2 separate regions of the Homo sapiens genome follow, and region 2 is linked to region 1. Evidence: chromatin loops called from intact Hi-C (ENCODE). Cell type or tissue: CD4-positive, alpha-beta T cell. All regions are shown on one strand. Each heading gives the region's core, and the rest is flanking DNA. Links, peaks and the distances in the headings are about the cores only. Region 1 has its middle 170 kb from the start of RDUR. Region 2 has its middle 120 kb from the start of RDUR.

Region 1 (12,259 bases), core at 4,539-9,538:
TCAGATGGTGGCTGCTAAAGGTTGGGGTGGCTGTGGCGATTTCTTAAAGTAAGTCAGTAATGAATTTGCCACATCGATTGACTCCTCTTTTCCCTAAAGATTTCTCTATAGCATGCAATGTTGTTTGATAACATTTTATCCACAGCGGAACTTTCAAAATAGGAGTCAATCATATCGAACTTTATCAACGACATTTATGTCTTATCTAAATCCTTTGCTGTCATTTCAACAATGTTCATAGGATCTTCATCAGGAGTAGATACCATTTAAAGAAACTACTTTCTTTGCTCATCCATAAGAAGGAACTCTTCACCCAGTCAAGTTTTATCATAAAATTGCAGCAATTAAATCACATCTTCAGGCTTCACTTCTAATTCTAGTTCTCTTACTATTTCTACCAACTCTGCAGTTACTTCCTCCACTGAATTTTTGGACCCCTTCAAAGTCATCCAGGAGGGCTAGAATGAACTTCTTCTAAACTCCCATTAATGTTGTTATTTTGACTTCTTCCCATGAATCATAAGTGTTGTTAATGGCATCTAGAATAGTGAATCCTTCCCAGAAGGTTTTCAGTTGACTTTGCCCAGGTCCATTAACAGAATCATCTATAGCAGCTATAGCCCTGTGAAATGTATTTCTAAAATAATATTACTTGAAAGTTGAAATTACTCCTTGATCCATGGGCTGCAGAATGGTTAGCAGGCATAAAAACATTAGTCTTGCACACTTTCATCAAGCTCTTGAGTGACTAGAAGAGCCTTGTCAATAAGCAATTATATTTTAAAATGAATCTTTTTTTTCTGAGCAGTAGGTCTCAACAGTGGGCTTAAAATATTCAGTAAACCCTGCTGTAAACAGTTGTGCTGTCATCCACGCTTTGTTGCTTCATTGATAGAGCACAGGCAGAGAAAATTAGCATAATTCTTAAAGGCCCTAGGATATTTCGGAATAGTAAATGAATCTTGGCTTCAAATTAAAGTCACCAGCTGCATTAGCTCCTAACAAGAGAGTCAGATTATTATTCTTTGAAACTTTGAAGCCAGGCATTTACTTCTGTTTAGCTATTAACAGCCTAGATGACATCTTCTTCCAATAGAAGGCTGTTTCATCTGCATTGAAAATCTGTTGTTTAGTGTAGCTACCTTTAGCAATGATTTTAGCTAGGTCTTCTGGATAACATGCTGCAGTTTTTCCACCAGCACTTGCTGCTTTACCTTGCACTTTTAAGTTAAGGAGACAACTTCTTTCCTTAAACCTCATGAACCAACCTCTGCTAGGTTCCAACTTTTCTTTTGTAGCTTCCTCACCTCTTTCTCAGCCTTCTTATAATTGAAGACAGTTAAGGCCTTACCCTGGATTAGGCTTTAGTTTAAGAGAATGTGGTGGCTGGTTTGATCTTGTATCCAGACCTCTAAAACTTTCTCCATATCAGCAATAGCACTCTTTTGCTTTCTTATCATTTGTGTGTTCATTAGAGTAGCATTATACATTTCCTTCAAGAACTTTTTATTTGCATTCACAACTTGGTTAACTGTTTGGCATAGGAGGCCTAGCTTTTGGCCAATCTCAGCTTTTGACACGCCTTTCTAACTAAGCTTAATCATTTCTATTAATAGCTTTTGATTTAAGTGAGGGATGTGAGACTCTTCCTTTCATTTGAATAGCTTAGAGGTCATTGCAGGGTTAATAATTGGCCTAATTTCCATATTATTGTATCTTAGGGTATAGGGAGGCCTGAGAAGATGGAAAGAAACAGAGAATCAGCTGGTTGGTGGACCAGTCAGAGCACACACATTTAATGAGTTCACCGTTTTATACAGGTGCAGTTTGTGGCACCCCAAAACAATAACAATAACAATTGTAAAATCAAAGATCACTGATCACAGATCACCATAAAAGATATAATAATAATAAAAACATTTGAAATATTGAGAGAATTACCAAAATGTGACACACAGACACAAAGTGAGCACATGCTGTTGGAAAGATGGTGCCAATAGACTTGCTCCACACTGGGTTGCCACAAACCTTCAATTTATAAAAAAACCCGCTATCTGCAGAGTAGAAAAAAGCAAAGTATAATAAATTAAGATATACCTGTATTTGTCTTTCTGTGCCTGGCTTATTTCACTTAATATAATGTCCTCTGATTTCATTCATGTTGTCACAAATGACAGGATTTTCTTCTGTTTTAAGGTTGACTAGTATTCCATTGTTTGTACCTCATTTTCTTCATCCATTCATCCCTTGATGGACACCTAGGTTGACTTCATGTCTTGGCTATTGTGAATAATGCTGCAATAAACATGGAAGTATGGCTGTCTCTTTGACATACTGATTTTATTTCCTTTACATATATACCTAGAAGTGGGATTGCTGGATCACAGGATAATTCTCTATTTAACTTTTTGAGGACGCTTCATACTGTTTTCCGTAGTGGCTGTACTAATTTACATTACCACTACAGCGTGCAAGTGTTCCCTTTCCTCCACATCCTCATCAACACTTATCTTTTGTCTTTTTGATAATAGCCATTCTAACAGGTATGAAGTGATATCTTATTGTGGTTTTAATTTGCATTTGTCTGATGGTTAGTGATGCTGAGCATTTTTTTCATATGCCTATTGGCCATTTGTGTGCCTTGTTTTGAGAAATATCTATTCAGATTCTTTTCTCATTTATTAAATGGTTTGTTTTCTTACTATTGAGTTTGTCTGAGTTTCTTATATATTTTGCATATTAACTCCCTATCGGATATATGGTTTGCAAGTAGCTTTTCCCATGACATAAATATTTTTGTACTTGAACTTAGCAAAAGTTAGACCAATATAAAAAGGCATTATTATTAAATGGGTACACAAATTTTACCACCACCATCTTGAGAAATATATAATGAGAAGATTTTAAGTGTTAATTTAAAATGTTTGTTTCTTAAGAATTACATGGTAATAATAATAGTAAGAATAATAGTAAGAATAGTAAGAATTACATGGCAATAATCATGATAATAACAACCATTTATTAAGTAATTGTAATTACTTTGCATTAGGTATTATATTAGGTACTTCATCAAGATTATTATTATTTTTTAAAGCTGGTATGAATATATTAATACCAAACAAAGTAGACTTTTAGGCAACAAGCATCCCTAGAGATAAAGAATAACACTTCATAATAATAACAGTTTCAATTTTCCAGGAAGATTTAACAATTCCAAATTTGCATTTATCAATTATACATCCTGATATGATATAAGAACAAATGGAGACAACTGCATGAAAAAATGGTTAAAGCCAAAACATAGTAAAAAAGTTCTAACATTCTTTTAAATAAAATAAGCTGGCAAAAAAATAAAAAATATATGGAAAATTTGAACTATAAAATTAACCAAGTGACCTGATGAACATATATAGAATACTATATTCAAAAACTGTAAAGTATACTTAATTTTAAAGACACGAATGATAAACATAAAATATAGAAAGAAAGCTAGAAATCAATATGAATATAACCTTACATTTTAAATCTTACAAGATTATTTTATTAATCCTCCAAACAATCATGTGAGGTTAATATGTTCATTAGGAGGGGACTAACATTTGGAGTGGTAAACACTTTGCAAGGATCTTATGGCTGGTAAGGTGATTAAGCTAGGATCTGAGGCGAAGTCTGACTCCAAACTGTGTTCTTCAGTTTTTTATCTGTTTCATTGTTTAATTTGTATTTTTGTTATTGCTAGCTACATTAAGCATTTTTCATTTATTTATTTCCTCTTGTAGAATTAACTGTTTGTGTTTTGCTAGTTTATTTATTGGAATATTGATGATTTTTCTCATCAGTTTGTATGATCTTATGTACTATAGATGGATACCCTCTGTGAATAATATTTGTTGAAAATATTGGTCTATTTCTCTTTTAGATTGTTTTTGTTATAAATATCGAATTCTTATATTACTATTTTTTCCTTCATAACTTTTTCTAATTAACTGAAGCCTCATTATTATTCTTCAAAAGAGCTGATATGCTTTTCTATCTAATCAAATTGAATACAATTATGCCTTGGTATCTGTGGGGGATTGGTTCCAGAACCCCATCTCCCTGCATATAGCAGAATCCCTGCATACTCAAGTCCCACAAGTCCCGCAGTTGACCTGAGAAATCTGCTTATAGGAAAAGCTGGTCTTCCATATCCATGAGTTTCCCATTCCGTGAATACCGTATTTTTGATCTGCCTTTGGTTGTGGATGTGGAACCCGTGGATACGCAGGGCTGACTTTATTTATTTATTTACTTAGTTAGTTAGTTAGTTAGTTAGTTATTTAGTTTTTGAGACAGAGTCTTGCTCTGTCACCCAGGCTGGAGTGCAGTGGCGTGATCTTGGCTCACTGCAACCTCTGCCTCCCAGGTTTAAGCAATTCTCTGCCTCAGCCTCCCGAGTAGCTGGGATTACAGACATGTGCCACCACACCCGGCTAATTTTTGTATTTTTAGTAGAGACGGGGTTTCACCATCTTGACCAGGTTGGTCTTGAACCCCTGACCTCGTGATCCACCCAGCTCGGTGTCCCAAAGTGCTGGGATTATAGGTGTGAGCCACTGGGCCCGGCCAAGGCTGACTATATTTATTTTAAAAGTTCTGTGGATTTTCTTCTTTCTCTGCTACCCTTGATATGGTAAGATCAAGCCCTCCTCTTCCTCCTCCTCAGCCTACTCAATATGAAGATCATGATGACGAAGATCTTCATGAGGATCCACTTCCACCTAATACCTAATAAACATATTTTCTCTTCCTCATGATTTTCTTCATATCTTTTTAAAAGAGATGGGGGTTCCCACTATGTTGCCCAGGCTGGTCTTGAACTCCTAGGCTCAAGTGATCCTCCCATCTTGGCCTCCTAAAGTGCTGGGATTACAGGTGTGAGCTACCACACCCTGCATCTGATTTTCTTTTTCTTTTTTAAAAATTAAAAATAAGAATCATGATTTTCTTAATAACATTTTTTTCTAGCTTACTTTATTGTAAGAGTCCAGTATATAATACACATTACATACAAAATATGTGTTAATCAACTGTTTATAGTATTAATAAGGCTTCTGGTCAACAGTAGGTTATTAGTAGTTAAGTTTTCAGGGAGTCAAAAGTCATATGTGAATTTTCAACTGTGGGGGTGGGGTGGGGAGTGGGGTAGGATTGGTGCCCCAACCCCTGCATTATTCAAAGGTCAACTCTGTGTTGTATATACACACTATATATATATAATATATATATTCAATATATTCACTATACACACACACACACATCTTTTGCTATACTGGCTCTTTTGGAGGTAAAAAGAGAAAACCGATATAGTAGTATTCTAGCAAATGAATGCAGAAGTTGGGGTTGTGTGAGGGAAGAAATGAACATGTATAGAGTGTATGCTGTGTGTTTGGCATTTTACATATAAAGCATGACGTCTGTTTAGGAACCTTTCCTATTAACCCCCTCTTGTTACGGGAAGGGCCTAAAGTTAGGTGGTTGCAATTGAAGAAGGAAAAAATGGAAGCAGTAATACAAGCTCAGGTAACCTCTACATCTTTCCTTTTCTCTTTATGCCACATGTTAAGTGTTAAACCCTATATCAGATGCAAAATTTTGAAGAATCCCTAGTGATTTTGGATTTTACATAAAAACCATTATTTTCTGGCAAAAAAGTGCTACTTGAATAAATAATTCAGGTAAAAGCAGATTTATACTTTTGGAATAAATTGTGGACTTTTAGAATTAATTTTAGCTGAATATGCTACTTATGAGATTATTGTCTACTGAACCAGAGGAGCCATACTGACATTTATCTATGGTGATCTTAAGCATTTTTATGAATTTATGTTTTGGGGAAGACATCATTGGAGTAAATTATGCACCTCTGCTCTTTAGCTGTCATCTATAGCTGATTGCTTCTCTTCTGGTTTGTATGACCTGTTCCAAAGGCAGTTCATGTTGGAGATGGAAGAACAGAGTAAAACCCACAATTGGCCTCCCTTTAACTAGTCAAACTAGTTAACCCAGTTACCTTTACAGTGTGGGTGACAATGTTTTATGATATTTGAAGGATCTAAGGAAACAATAAATATGATAATGGGTGACATTTTAATGGAAACCTATTGTTTACACACACTTTCACCATACATTATTTAATTTTTATAAAGAATAAAAGAATTATCTTGAAAGTAGAATCTGACTTCAGTTGTGTTATGCAATGCTGGAATTAGCAGAAAAGAAGGCTTAGAGTTGTCCAGTTACAAACTTCAGATACAAAGGGTTTCTGACATAGTAGAAATTCTCCATCTCAACTTAGGAAAGGAAAAAACAAACACATGGACAAACAAATAGGGACAAAAACTGAAAAATGAGGAAGAAATTCCTTATGCTGAAGACTGAATGTCAGGAGGAAGTTTCAGCATTTCTTCCCCCATTTGAATTTACTCTTTGGAATGATTCTTAAATATTTAAGCCTGATAGCTAGAAACTGAAAAATCGACACTCCCAAGTCATGTGTAGATTTTTAAGTAGTGACTCTTCTCCTTTCAAGGTTGATGATGATGATGATGAAGTTAATGTTTACTGAGACTTACCATGGATCACATACTGTGCTGACAGGTTTACAGGAAATATGCCATAATCTTTCCAATAACCTGATTAAACAAACCCTACTATCTCCATTTTCAAACAAGGGAAAATGAAGCGTAGAGAGGTTAATCGACAGCTAGTGAGTGGGTGAACTGACTGGATATCAGATTAACTGACTCCAAAGTCTGCATATTTAATGATTATACTTTACTACAGGGCAGACATTAAGGATATTGTAGCAGAGTTGTCTGAACAAAAATGTCGCTATTTTGCAATACATTCTAATCAGGTGAGCTGCTCGGTCAAATTTCCGACAGATCACTATTCATGTTAGTGGCCTTTGTGAAGCAGCCTGCAACACCTCGTGTCATGCAAGCCATTCGGCTGAGTTCACTTCTCCACTAGACCGCTGAGAAAGCTCACGGTGCCTCCACGAGGCAGTCAACATGGCTCGAAGTGAGGAGGCTGAGCCCACTCAGCAGCAGCCCTGTCATCTCAATGTTTGGCTTTGTTGCTATTACTGGTCATGTCTATTTTATGGATGAAAAACCTGAGGTTCACAGAGATTTTATCAAATGTTTTTATTAAGTTGTTATTTTTGTTAGAGACCAGATGACAACATTTTGGATTTGAAGAAATTTTTGTTAAACATAAACAGCATGAAAAATAAAGGTCTCAAGACCTCCCTTGACCTTCCAGCTACTCTGGAAACTCAATAAACACTAGAACATTAATCAATCTAGATAATTTCTTTAAGAGTAAGAAGCTTTCTATATGTGGCTCTATTCTAGAAACACTGGGTTCTAATAGAGAAGAGATATTCCTCTGGAGAGTTTTTTTTTTTTCTCTTCTCAGAATGGTGGCTTCCTTTTTCTTGCCTTTTGAGAAAATGTGTGTTCTGTCAGCAGCTATGAGCACAGATCTGGGTGCCGATCAAGACTTTGACGTGAGGCCTGAGAAAACGCAGAACTGAGGTAAATAGTTCCAGGAAACACTATACAGCCTGTCACGATGTTCTGCGGTATTTCAAATGTTTTAGAAAAAGGTGAACTTGAGGTGAATATGAAAAAGATAAAGGTTCATTTTAGTCTGGGAAACAGAAAATTCTGGAAAGCAAAAACTGAATTTTTATTTTCAGTGTTATATAAGCATAGCTTTTTGCTTTCATTAAAAAGAGGAAACATTAGTGAACTTGAGTTTGGGGCACACGTCGAATAAAAGCTAAGTCTGTTATCATGAACCTCAAAGTTCTTCATCATTTGGCTTCACTGATTGCATTGACTACCACTCTCCCCCTCCCTCACAGCTCTCTTGTCAAACAGGCCTTCATTAATTTCCTTGTACACTTGCTTTAACCTAAGGAACTTTTGCATTTGCTGTTCCCTCTGCCTGAAGTGCCCTTCCTGCCCTTCACATAGTGGATTTATTCTCACCCTTCAGGTCACAGCTTAAATGTTGTCTCCTTGGAACACCATTGCTAGACCACCCTAGTCAGCCGCTGTGCCTCCCCTGCCCCTCCATCTTGTGTGCTCATCTGTGGCTCTCCTCTCCTTTGGGACACATGGGAAAAGTGTACTTTCTTGACACCCTTACAGGTGGGTAGGACTCTGGGACAAGTGTTGACCAACAGGACATAAAAGTGATGTGATGGTGCAGTCTCATTACCCTTGGTGTTGTCCAGGCATGAGAGCAACATGGACCAGATCCCCTGGCAATGTGTGGCGTATAAATGCATGAGTAAGAAAGCAAAACACAGAAAACACAACTTTGTTAAGACACGATATTTTTGGGATTGTTTGTTATTAAAACGTAACTGCTCCCATCCTATCTAAAACATTACCATATTTTATTTTCTTCAGAGCACTTTCTCCTTTTTGAAATCATTTCTCATTTATTTATTTATCATTAATCTATCCCCCGCCCCTACATTGTCAGGTACATTTGTAGATACACAATACACTAAATGATTAACTTTTCATGGGGTCTGTGGATCCTCATCAATCTCAAACAATCTTTAAAAAGCCTTTCAGAATAGCCCTTAGGCCGTCTGCTAACTACTTAGTCCTGAATCTGGTAAATAAAGAGATGTCCATTGATGGCCCTTGTTGAAATAGGCGAGGTGCCCATTACCTCAGTGCTCTCCCTGCCTCATCCATTTATCCTGATAGAGGAAAGCTGCCTAACTAATTCTGGAAAGTCTATAAACTGAGCAGGACCAGACAGAATGAATATTGTTTCCAGTTCCTAATGAGGGTCTCCTCCAAATACGTACTCTAGGAAGGAAGAAGGCATGTGTTTCCAGAGTCTACACAGGTTATGTTCTCTACCATATGTTCTCCCCCTGCCTTGACCTACTCATTCAGATAGACTGAATCAACTGACTCCTTCCAAATGGCACATACAAGGAAAGTTTGTGTTTTCTACCACGCTAAGAATTGAACTAATCAACACCTTTGTGATTTTCCTTTTTACTTGGAGTCCTTAGAGGCTTTGTTCCATGCCAGTCTCTCCTGGCTGCTATGGCCCCGGTGCTCTGGCTTCAAGGCTCAAGACTGGGTGGACTTTCTGGGCTCACTGGCTTCTGGCTCTGCTCTCCCACTGCCACTTCCCAAGCACCCCACTAGGCTCAGCTACCTGTACGGTTGGAGGTGATCTCTGAGCAAGTATGGGTATTGGTCATGCACTGCCTTCCAAAGATGGAAGAACCTCACATATGGGCGACACTACTCTACTCCTCTTTGCTCCCTAAAATTACCTTTGTCTCCTGCTAGGAACTGGGATAAACCATGTTATATATTACTTTCAAGTTTTCCTTTACTTACGCTGTTCCTTCTTACCTTTCATTGATCGGTTAATTCCTAATTATTTTCTAAGACTTGGCTCAGGCATTGTATTCTAAGCATGTGTCCTATTGGGTTAAAAACCCCTCCTCTGTGGCCCAAACAGCACCCCAGAAGTACTTCTGTTTAATTACCTATCATAAAGTACTAAATGATGTGTTTACTTCTCTCTTACTGGACAGTGAGTTCTCCAGTGGCAGGGATTTTATCTTATTTATCTTTTTACTTTCCATGCTTGATGCATATGAGAAAGTCTATGAAAGTCTGATGAGAGACTCCTATTCAATTCAACATTTCAACCTATTGATTCATTAAAAATTTACTGAGGGCCTGCTGTACACCTGAGGGCCTGCATAATCATTAGGACCAGCCTTAATTCAATTCAAATCTGTTCTAGGTCTTGGCTGAATCCGCATTTTTAAGCAAGCACTTCAGGTAATAGGCAAGAGAAACACGATGACCCGAACCATTGCAGCTCACCAGCCTTGCCTTGGATATGTTAACTCTGTAAAAACACCTTTAAGGAATGTCTCCATCTAGAAAATAAAGGGGTTGCATGGCATCAGACATTTCTAAATTGTGTTCCCTGAAGTGTTGCAGGGGTTGGTGAGAGGAATGAGGATGAGAAATTATTGAGTTGACCTTTGTCTGTTTCCCCCTTCCCCTGCTCCCGCTTCTACCAGAGCATCTCCTCTTTTATCTGTTTTATATATTGAAGGTTCTAGATAATATTTCATTTGAAGAGGGATTTGTTGCTTTTAAATAAGTTTTTAAAATTTTGATAAAAATTACGTATTTTCCAAAGGCCTTTCTGCTTCTAGTGTTCTAAGAATTTAAGGGCTTTTTGTGTTCAAAGTACTGTGTGGGGCACAGGGCACAATAGGGCATGTGAAGATGAAGACATTGCCTTTGACCTCCCTGGAACTGACAATTTAGCAGAAGAAACAGACTTGCGTTAATGATATCAGGAAATCTGAATAAAGGTAGTGGAAATAAGGGCGGGGAAGAGAGTACTAAGTGTGAGCTGCCTGTGGGAATCACCCATAAATGCAAGCCTGGTTGTATGGTCCCTATCCAACCCCATCCTAATAGCCTGATTGGTGACTGGGACCTTTCCCAGGTCTTGACACAAGGCCCTTTCTGCTTCCCAATTGACTTTGACACCCCAGTTCTTAGCTTCTTGCTTTGATTTTTATTCCTCCATGGGATGTTTAGTCAGATATATTCCATGTTCTTAGCATGTTCTTTATTAAAAATGTAGATGCCACATGTCTTGGCAATTTTAATTAGAAGTTGGGTACTATAAAGACATAGAATTTGCTCCAATGTCAAGAGCTTCAGAGATGAGAAATAATGACAGCTAAAGAATACCAGATTTATAGATTTTGGTATCCCTGGCCACCCTGCTACCTTAGATGGCTTGATTACTCTGTCTCACCCAGCAGAATTGATTCTCCATGGTTTCAATGTAGGCTCTGCCATTAATCATCTTTGGTCTTTGGGTTGACATTTCACTTCTCTTGGCTTCAGCTTCTTCTATGTACAAATAGGTTATATGTTATTCTATTATATGTTTTCTTTTTGTCATGCATTTATTTAATCTAAATTTCCAATTTTTAAAATATGCAACATAGTCATACACTTTAAAAATCACATTGTTAACATATTTACCATAAGTAACATAGTTACTTGTCTTGTTCTGTTTAAGCTGCTATAACAAATTACCTCAGACTGGGTAATTTATCAACAACAGAAATTTGTTTTCATAGATCTAGAGACTGAGGAATCCAAGATTAAGGGACCAGTAGATGCAGTGTCTGATGTGGGCCCATTCTTCATACATGGTGCCTAACATAGCAGGAGGGACAAACAAGCTCTCCTGGGCCTCTTTTATAAGGGCACTAATCCCATTCATGAGGGAAGAGCCCTCATAACCTAATCACCTGCCAGATACCATACCTGCCAACAACACTGCACTGGAGATTATGTTTTAACATATTAATTCTGGGGACACACAAACATTCAGACCATAACTTTACCTTTTGTATGTCTTTGAGCAGTGAGAACATTTGAGATGTAATCTCTTAGCAGATTTCAAGTATATAATACACTATTATTAACTATTGTCAATATTCTACATTGATCTCCAGAACTTATTATTTATCCTGCATAACTGAAACTTTGTACCCTTTGACCATCTTCCCATTCCCTCCTCACCACCCCAGCCCCTGACAGTCACCATTCTACTCTCTGCTTCTATGAGTTTGACTTTTTTGGATTTCCCATAAAAGTGAGATCATGCAGTATTTGTCTTTCTTTGTCTGGCTTATTTCACTTAGCATAATGTCATCCCGGTTCACCCATGTTGTCCTAAATGACAGGATGTCCTTCTTTTTAAGGCAGAATAATATTCCATTGTATATATATTTACCACATTTTCTTTATTCATTTGTCCATTGATGAACACTTAGGCTGATTTCATATCTTGACTATTGTGAATAATGCTGCAGTGAACATGGGAGTGCAAATATCTCTTCAACATGCTGATTTAATGTCCTCCAGATATATACTTAGAAATAGGATCCATGAATAATATGGTAGTTTATTTTTAACATTTTGAGGAACCTGGATACTGTTTCCCACAATGGCTGTTCCAATGTATATTCCTACTAACAGCATACAAGTGTTTTCTTTTCTCCACATCCTTGCCATCACTTCTTATCTTTTGTCTTTTTGATAACAGTCATTCTAACAGGTATGAGATAATATCTCATTGTGGTTTTGATTTGCATTTACCTGATGATTAGTTA
Region 2 (12,259 bases), core at 3,123-8,122, 55 kb before region 1:
TTTCATCACTCCTATTCAACACAGTACTGGAAGTCCTGGCCAGAGCAATCAGGCAAGAGAAGGAAATAAAGGACATCTAAATAGGAAGAGAGGAATTCAAACTATCCCTGTTTGCAGGTGATATGATTCTTTATCTAGAAAACCCCATAGTCTTGGCCCAAAAGCTCCTTCAGTTGATAAACAATTTCAGCCAAATTTCAGGATATAAAATCAATGTACAAAAACACTAACATTTTATACACCGACAACAGCCAAGCCAAAGGCCAAATGAGGAATGCAATCCCATTCACAACTGTCACAAAAGATAAAACAAAATAAAGTAAAATAAAATAAAATAAAATAAAACACCTAGGAACACAGCTAACAAGGGAGGTGAAAGATCTCTACAATGAGAATTACAAAATAACTGCTCAGAGAAATCAGAGATGACACAAACAAATGAAAAAACATCCCATGCTCATGGGTAGAAAGAATTAATGTAATTAAAATGGCCACACTGCCCAAAGCAATTTACAGATTCAATGCTGTTTCTATCAAACCACCAATTACATTCTTCACAGATCTAGACATGGATTTATGAAAGTCTACTTTGAGCCTTAGTATATGTTTGAGCCTTAAAACTTATGCAACTAAAATTCTTTGTTCTCTGGCTGTGTAATGTTTTGGCGCTGACCCTGAGGCATGAATGTTATCTGACTCATCGGTAAAGGCCAGAAGACAAAGAATAGGTGGGAAGTACCTAGTTAATATATGCGAATTTCATTCTACTACATGTGTACTCTCATTTGGCATCATTCAAACCCCAAACTGCCTCCTATGCAAAGGGAGAAGTTGTATTTGTCCTTGTGTAAGTGCTTTTTGAACTGGCTTCCAGAAGGAGCATAGAGGATGCTGTTAGGCCAGGATTTCTCTCCTTCTCACTCATCTTACTCATGCCAGATTCATATATTCATCATGCGCATATTTAGTCAAAACAGCTCAGCCTTTTATGTTTTTTAAATATATTGTGGAGCTGTATATAATCTAATTTAAATAAAGAATATTGCTAAGAAAAATACTTTGAAAATTTGTTGTATCTAAATAGGATTACACAAATGATTTTTCAAACACCCAGATCCATTTGGGAATTGGTTTCACTTGTATGCTATCACTACTTAACTGCAATCAGCTCCTACTTTTAGCTATGAGTAAACAATTCATCCAGAATTTTCTAACTTTTGATGAAATCCTTCAAGTACAGTAAGTCCTCACTTGACCTTGTTGATAGGTTCTTGAAAATTGTGACTTTAAATGAAACAACACATCATGAAACAAATTTTATCAGAGGCTAATTGATTTAAACAAGAGTTAAGTTCCTATGGTATGTTTCTGGTAACAAAAACATTACCAAACTTCTGACCCAAAACACTTCTAATATCAAACATTGAAATAAGTGTGAGCTATATACATATATTTAAGAAAGATTAATAAGAACGAGTCAGATAATTATTTACCCAGTTTTTGGTGAATCAGTGAGTGATGGCAGTCTTCGTGGTGGTGGGTTAAATCAAAGAATAAGTGTCTGCAAAGTAAAAATGGTAGAGAGCACCTCCTCCCACCACGCAGTTCAAACACAATTACAAATATTCATACCACATCATTTATTGTCATGCATTTGGATGATTATCATAGATTTTATGAATTTTAAAAATTGTTTTATTTCATTACAAATTTGTATTTGGCAATAACTTGTGTTCATTTATTTATTTTGCAACCCACTTATTCCAGTTCAGAGTCGTAGGTGGCCTGGGAGACTATCATGGGGCAGCTCAGGAGGCAAGGTGGGAACCAGCCCTGGACCGCACGCCATCCCATCACGGGGCACACTCATACCCACACCCACACTCACTCAGTCTAGGACAATTTAGATATACCGATAAACCTAACATCTTTGGGATGTAGGAGGAAGCCGGAGAACCTGGAGAAAACCCAAGCAGGCCTGGCGAGAACATGCAAACTCCACACAGACAGTGATCCCTGCCAGGAATTGATTTTGCTTTTTCTCATAAATATTATAACAAAAGTGTGTTGAATAAAAACATGATTCGAGAACCTGGTATCGTACTCATTTACGATACCAGTATGTTCCAGCTCTGGGGAGTATAATATCAAAAGGCCTGGCAGAAAACTTCCTCTCTTCCTTATAATGCTTGCTCTCCCCATAACATTAAAAATCTTTGGTTGTTTGTAGGGCCCAGGGTAAAAAAGCTTTATTTATTATTTTCACTGTTACCTCTTTCCTTTTCGGAGACACAGAGAGAATGAAAATAAAAAGGCTTTTCCATGCTTACATGAACATTTCCATTTCTGTTGACTAAGAATAAACAGGGACTATTTGGTTGTTTTGGCTAATTGCAATGTAACTACTTACACACTCCTCTTTTGTCATCTGTAATCTTGCACTAACCTTGAAACTACTCTTCCTTCCTTTATTGCTCTCCAATCTTGTCTACTTCTAACATGTTATTACTGAATGTTCTTTTCTAAAATATACATGTGATCATATCACTCTTAAAAAACTTTAAAGATTAAAAAATATATTTTATAGGACTAATTCAAACTCTTTGCTTTAGATCATGAGATCTTTCATGATTTACAGCTAAGACTGGTAATGAACTATTACTATGTGTCTCTTTATGTGTGAGTCAATATGATAGGACATTTCAATGAACCCCATTTAACCTTCACAAGAATCCTGTGAAGTCAGTAGTTTTATCTCCATTTTTTACAATAAAAAAGCTGAGCTTAGAGAGATTAAATAATTTCCCCCCAAATAATGAATAGCATATTCTTATCTGCCACTGATCTCTCCTAAGCAGCCACATGCACCTAAAGCACTGAAGTCTTCATCGATGTCGGGATTGAACTGTATTTTCCTCATGCCTCTCTAACTTTCCTTATGCTGGATCTGCTGCCTGGAGTGAGAAGAAATCTTGTTCACTGGTCAATCTTAAAGAAAGCTTCAAGGTCCAGAAACCTGCCCTTTACTCTTGTTTAACCATTTTGTCTCCTGGAGAGATGGTTAGACGCACCCACCCTTGTGAGCCAGTAACCCTGGGTGGATATGTCAAATCACTAGAGGGTGAATCCCAGGTATGAAAAGTGTCCTGCCCTCACTCATCACCCAGGGACTGCTGATATCACCAAAAAACTTTTCAAGAAATTGAGGAAGAATAGAATATAGAGGAATTTTAAGTTACTGTAGTATTCCCATTATAGACGATCTAATGCCCATTGATTTTTCCTTCCTTTTTTATTAAAAAATCTTTTTGATATATTGAGACCAATGTGCTTACACAAAAGGAGTTAGTGCCCACATATTCAAATGTCCAATAGAGAGATTTCTCTTATATTATAGGTGTATTGTATTTTTTAATTGAAAGTGTTTATTGTGGTAAAATACACATAAAACTTATCTGAATTTTAAGTGTGCAGTTCAGTGGTGTTAAATATATTCACATTGTTGTGCAACTAATTTCCAGAACTTTTTCATCTTGCAAAACTGAATATACCCACTAAACAACAACCCACTATACCCACTAAACAACTCTCCATTCTTTCCTCCCCCTAGGCCCTGCCAACCATCATTCTTCTTTCTAGTTCTATGAGTCTGATGATTCTAGATACATTATACAAACAGAATCATACTTCAACATTCTCAACATGTATTCATGTTGTAGCATTTCCTTCCTTTTCAAGGCTGAATAATATTTGTGTGTGTGTGTGTGTGTGTACCACATTTTGTTTATCCATTCATCCCAATAGACACTTGGGTTGTTTCTTCCTTTTAGCTCTTGTGAACAATGTTGCTATGAACATGAGTGTACCAATATCTTTTCATGTCTATGCTTTCAATTCTTTTGAATATTGTATTCATCTCTTCTCACATTGCTATGAAGAAATACCTGATACTGGATAATTTATAAAGAAAAGGGGTTTAACTGATTCATGGTTCCGTAGGCTGTTCAGGAAGCATGGCAGCATCTGCTTCTGGGAAGACCTCAGGAAACTTACAGTTGTGATAGAAGGCAAAGCTGGAGCAGGCATCTTCAAATGGCCAGAGCAGGAGAAAGGGAGAATGGGGAAGGTGCCACACACTTTTAAACAACCAGATCTCATAAGAACTCTATCATGAGAATAGCACCAAAGGGAGGGTTCTAAACTATTCATGAGAACTCCACCCCCATGATCCTGTCACCTCCCACTAGGCCTCTCCTCCAACGCTGGAGGTTACAATTTGACATGAGATTTGGGAGGGACACAGATCCAAACCATAACAGATATATACCCAGAAGTGGAATGGCTGGATCATATGGTAATTCTATTTTTAATTATTTTTTTGAGATGGAGTTTTGCTCTTGTCACCCAGGCTGGAGTGCAATGGCTCAATCTTGGCTCACTGCAACCTCTGCCTCCCTGGTTCAAGCGAGTCTCCTGTCTCAGCCTCCCAAGTAGCTGGGATTACAGGGGCCCACCACCATGCCCAGTTAATTTTTGTATTTTTAGTTGAGATGGGGTTTCATCATGTTGGCCAAGCTTGTCTTGAACTTGTGACCTCAGGTGATCCACTTGCCTTAGCCTTCCAAAGTGCTGGGATTACAGGGATGAGCCACTGTGCCTGGCCTTATTTTTAATTTTTGAGAAATTATCTTAATGTTTTCCACAGTGGCAGCACCATTTTTACATTAGTACCAACAGTACACAAAGGTTCCATTTCCTCTACATCCTTTCCAACACTTGTTTTATTTATTTATTTATTTATTTATTTTTGATAGTAACCTTCCTAATGAATGTGCTAGAAGTGGTTTTGAGTCAAGAGAAACTCTGCCTAAAATATCAGATAGGTTTTTTTGTGTTTTGGACCTCTCTGCCTCAAGGGTTAAATATAATACAAGAGAGGCATTTATTATCCTTTGCTATTTTAATAAAAACATCAATGTTCATAGAGAAAGCACAGTTGATTAGAAAAAATAAGCTCAGATCTTTGTCCAAGTCAGCAATGCTTACTTGAAACCAGGAGGTTCCACCACAAAACCACAACCTATGAACTACCTTCCTCCTAAAGGCACCTTCCCTTAGGTGCAGTCACAGTATCTAAGAGGAACTAAGAAGGTGTTAGGGTGTTAACCTTAGAGATCTGACTTTATAAAGTATTAGCAATTGTCAAACTCCCCAACTACACTAAGAGTTTCTGGAGGACAGGGGTTGTTCCTGTAAATCTCTCCTGGCATTGTGCAGGGTTCAGAGAAACACATTCAATAAATACATGTTTGGTGCCTGCTATGTACAAGTCACTCATCCTGGGAGTCACTGGGGATATGGCAGTGAACAAAATAAACAAAAATCTCTGTTCTTAAGGACCTTAGAGTATAGTGGTAGAGACCTATTATAAATACAAGGTGTATATGAAATAGCTGATGAATACTATGAAAAAAAGCAGAAAAGAAGAGTAGTAAGTGGCAGGAGAGGGATGGTTGCAATTTCAAAAAGATTTAAGGAAGGCTCACTGAGTTGTGGCATTTGGCCAAAGACCCAAAGGAAGCAAGGGAGTGAGGCACACTGATGGCTTCTAGGGCAAAAGTGTTCTTGGTTGAGAGAACAGCAGTGCCAAAATCCTGAGGTGGGAGTGTGTCTGATGCATTGGAGAACAGAAAGAAGACAAGTGTGTTCAGTATAGAGTGGATGGGAGGGAGGAGAAAAGGTCAGGTACCTAACAGGGAGTCAGACTGCACAGGGTCTTTCAGCCATTGAAAGACCTTTGGTTTGGGAAGCCTTTAGGGAGGGGAGAGGGTAGAACAAAAGAAAGGCAGGATCTGGCCTACATTTATATGGGTCACTCTGGCCACTGTGTTGAGCATAGAGTTTGGGGGCAAAGTTCTGAAGGAAATCCTAAAAAGATATTTATTTGTTAATGGGAGTGGAGTTCATGATGTTTGGAGTTGAGAGTTGTATGAAGGGTGGGCAGGGTTGACAGCCTGCACAATATGGACTACACAGATTCCAAAGATGCCATGCCCATGGGCAAGCTGTTCATGGGTAACTCTGGTAATAAGGCCATGCTCTAGAAAGAGTACAACATGATGTCTGGTATGGGCTTGGGACCTGTGGGGCGGTACCTGCTGTCTGCTTTGGGGTTGAGGCAGTCAGTCCCTCAGAGGTCCTGTGCTACAGTTCGGATATTTGGCCCTCCAAGCTGCAGGTTGAAATCTGATCCCCAGTGTTGGAAGTGGGGCCTAATGAGACATGTTTGGGTCATGGAGGTGGATCCCTTACGAATGGTTTGGTGCTGTCCTCTCCGTAATGAGTGAGTTCCCTTCTCACTCTAGTAGTTCTCTGGAGAGCTGATTATTAAAAAGAGTCTGGCACCTCCTCTTCTCTCTCTCTTGCTTCCTCTTACCATGTATTCTGCCTGTGCCAGCTCCCTTTCCCTTTCTGCCATGAGTAGAGGCAGCTTGAGGCCCTCACCAGGTGCAGACGCTGGCTCCATGCTTCTTGTACAGTTTACAGAATTGTGAGCCAAGTAAACCGGTTTTCTTTATAAATTATCCAGCCTCAGGTATTCCTCTATAGCAAAACAAATGGACTAAGACCCCCCTGTGATTGGAGCAACTTGTTGAGGCTAGCTAGTAAAGGGGACAACTGCCCACGGAGGAGTTCTTTCTTCCTGAGTGAATGGGTCAGACTCGTTTTTAAAAAATTTCTGTGGTGCTCATGTCTGAGGGAATTTGAGCAAAATGTCATGGGCAGCAGACCACAGCTGGGTGGTTCCCACTAGAGAAATTCTACTTTATTCCTTCATTAGTACTAATGAAACTCACTCTGTGAAAGGAAATCACATGACGAGACCACAGCTGTTTCACCGAAAGTGCCACTAACTTGAGCTGTAAAGCTGTTCATAACCTTTAACCTGGAGCTGAGGCTTCAATAAAATAAGCCCCAAATAAACAACCAAAGAAGTAATTGCACAGACATGTTTCAAATTTAACACTGAGAATTTATAACCTAAAATGATCCAAGTGTTCAAGAAGAAAGTAATAGCTAAACAAATCACAAAAAAATATATATATAAAATAAGAAGATGGAATGCCACAGAGACATTAGAAATAAAATCTCTGGGGGTTCTTTTGGTGAAATGAAAAGTACCTAAGAGGGCCGGGCACGGTGACTCACGCCTGTAATCCCAGCACTTTGGGAGGCCGAGGCGAGTGGATCATGAGGTCAAGAGATCGAGACCATCCTGGCCAACACGGTGAAACCCGTCTCTACTAAAAATACAAAAATTAGCTGGACGTGGTGGCACATGCCTGTAGTCCCAGCTACTCAGGAGGCTGAGGCAGGAGAATCGCTTGAACTGGGAGGTGTAGGTTGCAGTGAGCGGAGATCACGCCACTGCACTCCACCCTGGTAACAGAGCCAGACTTCATCTCAAAAAAAAAAAAAAAAAAGTACATGAGATTATTTAGGTGAATAATGTAAAACAAAAAATTGAATGTTTGTATAATTATACCTATTATCTCAAATATGTGTACTCACTGGCAGATGGATTTAGAGAAATAGAGTTTATAAATGAATTTGGAGAAATAAAAATTGAGCTTAAACTCACGGGTTGTTTTATGTAAAGTGATTAGATTGTAAACATAAATATAAAAAATAAAGTCTTCAGAGGAGATGGGGGAGGTAGGCAGCTTCAGTGCAGAATAAGGCTGCTGACTCTCCGTCCTTATACACTACTTAGACTGTTAGTACTCTTCAGTAAAGTGTATTTATCTTTATTACTTTTCAAATAGAACAAGTTTACCTTTTATTATGAAAATAATGTATTATTATTATTTTAATTCAAAGAGTACAGGAACACTTAAAAGAGAAAGTACAACTAACCATGAATCTTACCATCTATGGTGATTCATATTTTAAATATCAGAAAAAAGGCACCTATGCCTCATCTTCCTCATTAATATGGCCTATTCACTATGTGCTGAGAAGACTAAGGAAGAAGCAGATAAGGCGAGAGCCCTTGATTATTAGCCTTGAAAGCCCACCAGAATAGGAGGGAATATTCCCAGGTTGCTGTGTACTTGGTCACTGATGACTCATCTCTGTCCCAAAGGCCATGTGCAGCTCTGTCAGCTCTATGAACAGCCCTACCACTGGATTTCAGAATGAAAGATTAGAAAGCCACCTTTGTGTGCCTTCTTTGTAAGCAAACTTATATATTTACATTGTGGAAAAGTGGTGCCAAGTTTAATGAGTTAAATTCCTCTGTTTAGTAAAGATAGTGACATATAAGAATATACTTTTTTTCCTCCAAGGGGCTCAATGAATGTGTAAAGTAAGTTTTTTGGGGGGCAGGGGATAATATTTAAAATATAGACCATCACAGCTGGTAGAATTTTACTTTCTCCTTTAAATATTACTGTACTGTTTGATTTTTTAAAAATGAGTGCATTATTTTTACAATGAAAGGTAAATTTGTCCTGTTTGAAAAAAATGCACCGAGTCAATATTTTTATTTTTCCTAAATTGACCCTTATAAATATTAATAGATCAGATCACATAAAATTAAAAATCTCTGTGACAACCTTCCCCAACCCAATAAACAATGTTTAAAGATTGATGACAAACTGGGACTATCAATTATTATTTAAAATACATAAAATAATTTATAAATCACAAAGAATATAATGAAAAAAGGTCCAGAGATATTAATAGACACAAAAATTTGAATTGGCCATAGACATGAAAAAAAGCAAAACTTATTTGTGGTTACATAAATGCAAATTAAAAGCAATTAGCTACTAGTTTTTATCTTTTAGAGTGGGAAATATTAATTACTCTTAGTCATTGTTGGCTATAAAGACTATAGGCGTTCTCATACATGTTTGTGAGAATTTCAATTGGTGCAACTTATTTAAAGGAAATATCTATTTAAGTTTTAAATGGGAATATCCTTTGACCCTCATATTGTACTTCTAAGGTATTTCCAACAATGTAACTGTAAAATTTTACACAGGTTTTATGATTAGATGGCTTATGGTAGAATTGCTTTGTTACATGGCCATTGAACATGGCATTGGGAGTTAGAAAATTGAATGCCTCTGGGGTCCAGATTTAAGGAAGACTAGAAAGTGGTGGGGCATTATGAGAACTTGAAGCCCACAGGCTGTGCTATCTCAGCTCAGTGTATTGCCCTACACCCTTCAGTTTTCAAGATAAGGCCTTTTACATAATCTTTCCACATTTAAAAATGTGGGCCCTTTAGTCTAAACTTTTAAAATACCATCTAGACCACCACAGTATCTAGATTTTGGCCAACTTTTTCAATCCTTGGTGTATATCTATCTTCTCATATATTTTTACTTCTAAAATGTGTGCAAAAATGGGCACAGAAGGGTGAAAATAACATATATATATAATGTTTAAAAAATAATAAAAGAAATTCCAGTCATGTTACTACTACTCACCTTGACAAATAGAACATTAACCAAACTTTTGTGTCTTACTACAATTATATTTGATTTGTTTCTCTTAAGAGGTAATCACTCCCTTTAATTTTGCTTTTATGTCTTGTTTTTCTTTATATTGTTAGCAATGATATCTCTACATTGGATTTTGCTTAGTTTTTACTGGTATTAAACTTGTAAAAAGAAATCAGGCTGTAATGTATTCTGAGACTTTTTGAGATTCATCCATGTTTTTGTCTAAATAGTTTATACTTTTAGATTTAGTATAATGTGCTAAAGTTTAATATGCATGCCATATTAAATTATTTTAGAGCATTAAGAAAAAGGGTGTTTGTGGGGGCGCTGTCAGCCCAGCTGGTTTTCTGTCCCCTATACTGCTTTTGCCATGGTAGGGTCACTGGGCTAAGGTGAGGGCACAGGCCCTGTGCTGCGAGCCCTTCAGAAGCATGTTGGTGATTGGTCCTGGGATGAGTGGCATCCTTTCTGATGATCGGGCTATGAGGTACTGCTACTGTCTCTTCAGAGACCCCCATAATGCTGCTTGCCTGCCACCAAGGCCACCCATCCCTCCTTAACCCCAAACTCTGGGTTCTCTTCCCTGCAGCAGGGACACTGGGGCTTCCCTCCTGTTCCACTTAACTCCTTCATGTTTGGCCACAGCAGGAGATGTGACAATAGCGCAGGGAATTTCACTTCTAAATTCCTATCACGTCAAATCTAAATCCAAAAACGAGTACCCCAACCCAGACTGATTGAGTGGTCAGTCTCCATCTGCAGGAACATGTGGGTGCCTCATTGGAGGGGACTCAGAAGGCAGGCCCTCCTCCTGGGCTGTCTTTTTTCCCTCCACCCCTCAGATACCCCTTATCCCAGAGTATCAGTACCTCTGGCCCTGTCCAGGGGTGTCAAATAGGGCACACTTGACTCCGCTGGATGGAGCCAGAGGGACTGAGCAAGTGAAGGGTATCATCATCCACTGGCTAGAAAAATCATGTACAAAGATAAAACAGCAATGACTTGCAGACCAGGTCTGCACTGTCCATCCCGGATCACCAAGCTTCGTCCTGGATGCTTTCCTGTCTTTCCAAGCCCTGACGTCTAATCTATCTCCAAGTCATGTTTGTTCTTCCTTCAATATTGGCTTGGAACTATTCCCTTCCCTCTTCCTTGCCTCCATCATCTCATTCAGATACCATCTCAGGCTGAGAATACCTTTGTTTCTTCCACATATAACCATGGGGCCACGACTGCACAGTGGGGACACCTGAAACACAGAGGTGAGCAAACCCGGCAGGCCTTCTCCCTCTCAGTGCTGGATTTTACTGCAGCAGCCTCCTGCCTGGACTGGGGCCTCTACGCCCACACCACCGTCTCCCTGCCTTTGCCAGAAGGCTCTGACAGTGCCTCCCTGCCTGGACCTTTCACGGCCGCTGGGATGAAGCCTGGGCACCATAGACCGCCCATCCTCCATGTCCCCCACCTTCCTAGCCCCGGCCTACAAGCAGCCTTGCTCACCTCACTTGCCACCTGTCCCTTCCAGTGTGCCTATGTGCCTTGGTCCCTGCTGTTCTCTCTGCATGGCACTCTTCCACTCAGGTTTCAGCTGAAATGGCACCTCCTCAGAGATGCCTCCCTTTTTGCACCATGTCCTCTACCCTGCCTTGTCCTTATTTCTGGCCACACTGCTTGCCTGCCCCACCCTCCTACCCTCACCAAACACACCACCAGTGGTTCTGAGTTGCCTCCAGCCTGGATGTTCCTCCTCTGCATCCAACTGCCCTGGGCATGGAGACACCCATCCATGTTTTAAAGATTCATCCTTATTGATATGGATACCTGTAAATACTTCATTGTTTGAGCATACCATGCACTATTTATTCATACAGAGACCTGTGCTTTCTGACACAAAAAATGGCAAAGGAGACAACAAAGCAACATATGTAGAATTATTCCTCTTTCGTAAAAAGTGGATGTATATGCATACTTTTGTTTTGAGACAGGGATCTTTCTATGATGCCCAGGCTGGATTCAAACTCTTGGGCTCAAGCAATCCCCCTGTCTCAGCCTTCTCAGTAGTTGGAACTGCATCCAGGTGCTGCCTAACATACATGTTTTATATACATACCTACACACCCGCTTTGGAAGGCTGTGACACTGCAGATCTCCTGCTCCGCAATAGTGTGATTAAACCTAATCTGAAATCAAATATCTTGGCCTTGAAAGAGTCAGATGCTTTCTCAAAACATTTGCTAACTCTTGGGATTAATTTCCTTTTGCTCCTCCCTGCCTTCATATTTCTACCTTTTGATGTGCTACCTCACTCATGTTCAATGCCAAGAAATTCAAAATGCGCATCAATTCTTGTACCCAAACATTTCATGAATTTAGTAATTTTATTAAAGTGACCCGAGAGACTCATGGGGAAAAGGTCCCATTTTCAAACACACCCCCTCTACCACCGTTACTGGCTTCACACCCATCCTATTCTTAAAAACTTCACTCATTACTCTGGGCAACAGAAAATTTATTTTCACTGCCCCACACAGAATAAGTCTGCTCGGTTCAGGATCTCTCAGTGTTTTATCTTTTACCTTAAGATTTATCAAATATTTTACTTCCTCATGTATAATACTTTAGAGAAATTTTGATAGATAAAAGTATCTACCCTTTTTACACAACACAATGAATGATGGGACTATAGGTGATTAAAAAAATCTTTATTATACATTTCTGTAATGGAACAATAAAAAACGTGTTTC

The links. Peaks named below come from ENCODE experiments on the same cell type or tissue, not always from the same donor. Only the 100,000 strongest peaks of a DNase experiment are listed, where the experiment ranks them.
Region 2: it touches region 1 in a loop (6-fold over the local background); 4 of 110 quality-filtered maps call a loop at or near these places.

Annotation. Positions count from the first base shown.
Region 1 is chr3:102,106,893-102,119,151 of GRCh38, forward strand. No RefSeq gene overlaps it. Among named protein-coding and RNA genes, the nearest start is that of RDUR, 170 kb to the left of the region's middle. In CD4-positive, alpha-beta T cell, for the core only: no CTCF peak of the experiment used is centred there; a DNase peak (open chromatin) is centred at 7,559; H3K27ac peaks cover 1,545 bases.
Region 2 is chr3:102,052,885-102,065,143 of GRCh38, forward strand. No RefSeq gene overlaps it. Among named protein-coding and RNA genes, the nearest start is that of RDUR, 120 kb to the left of the region's middle. In CD4-positive, alpha-beta T cell, for the core only: no CTCF peak of the experiment used is centred there; a DNase peak (open chromatin) is centred at 5,087; H3K27ac peaks cover 810 bases.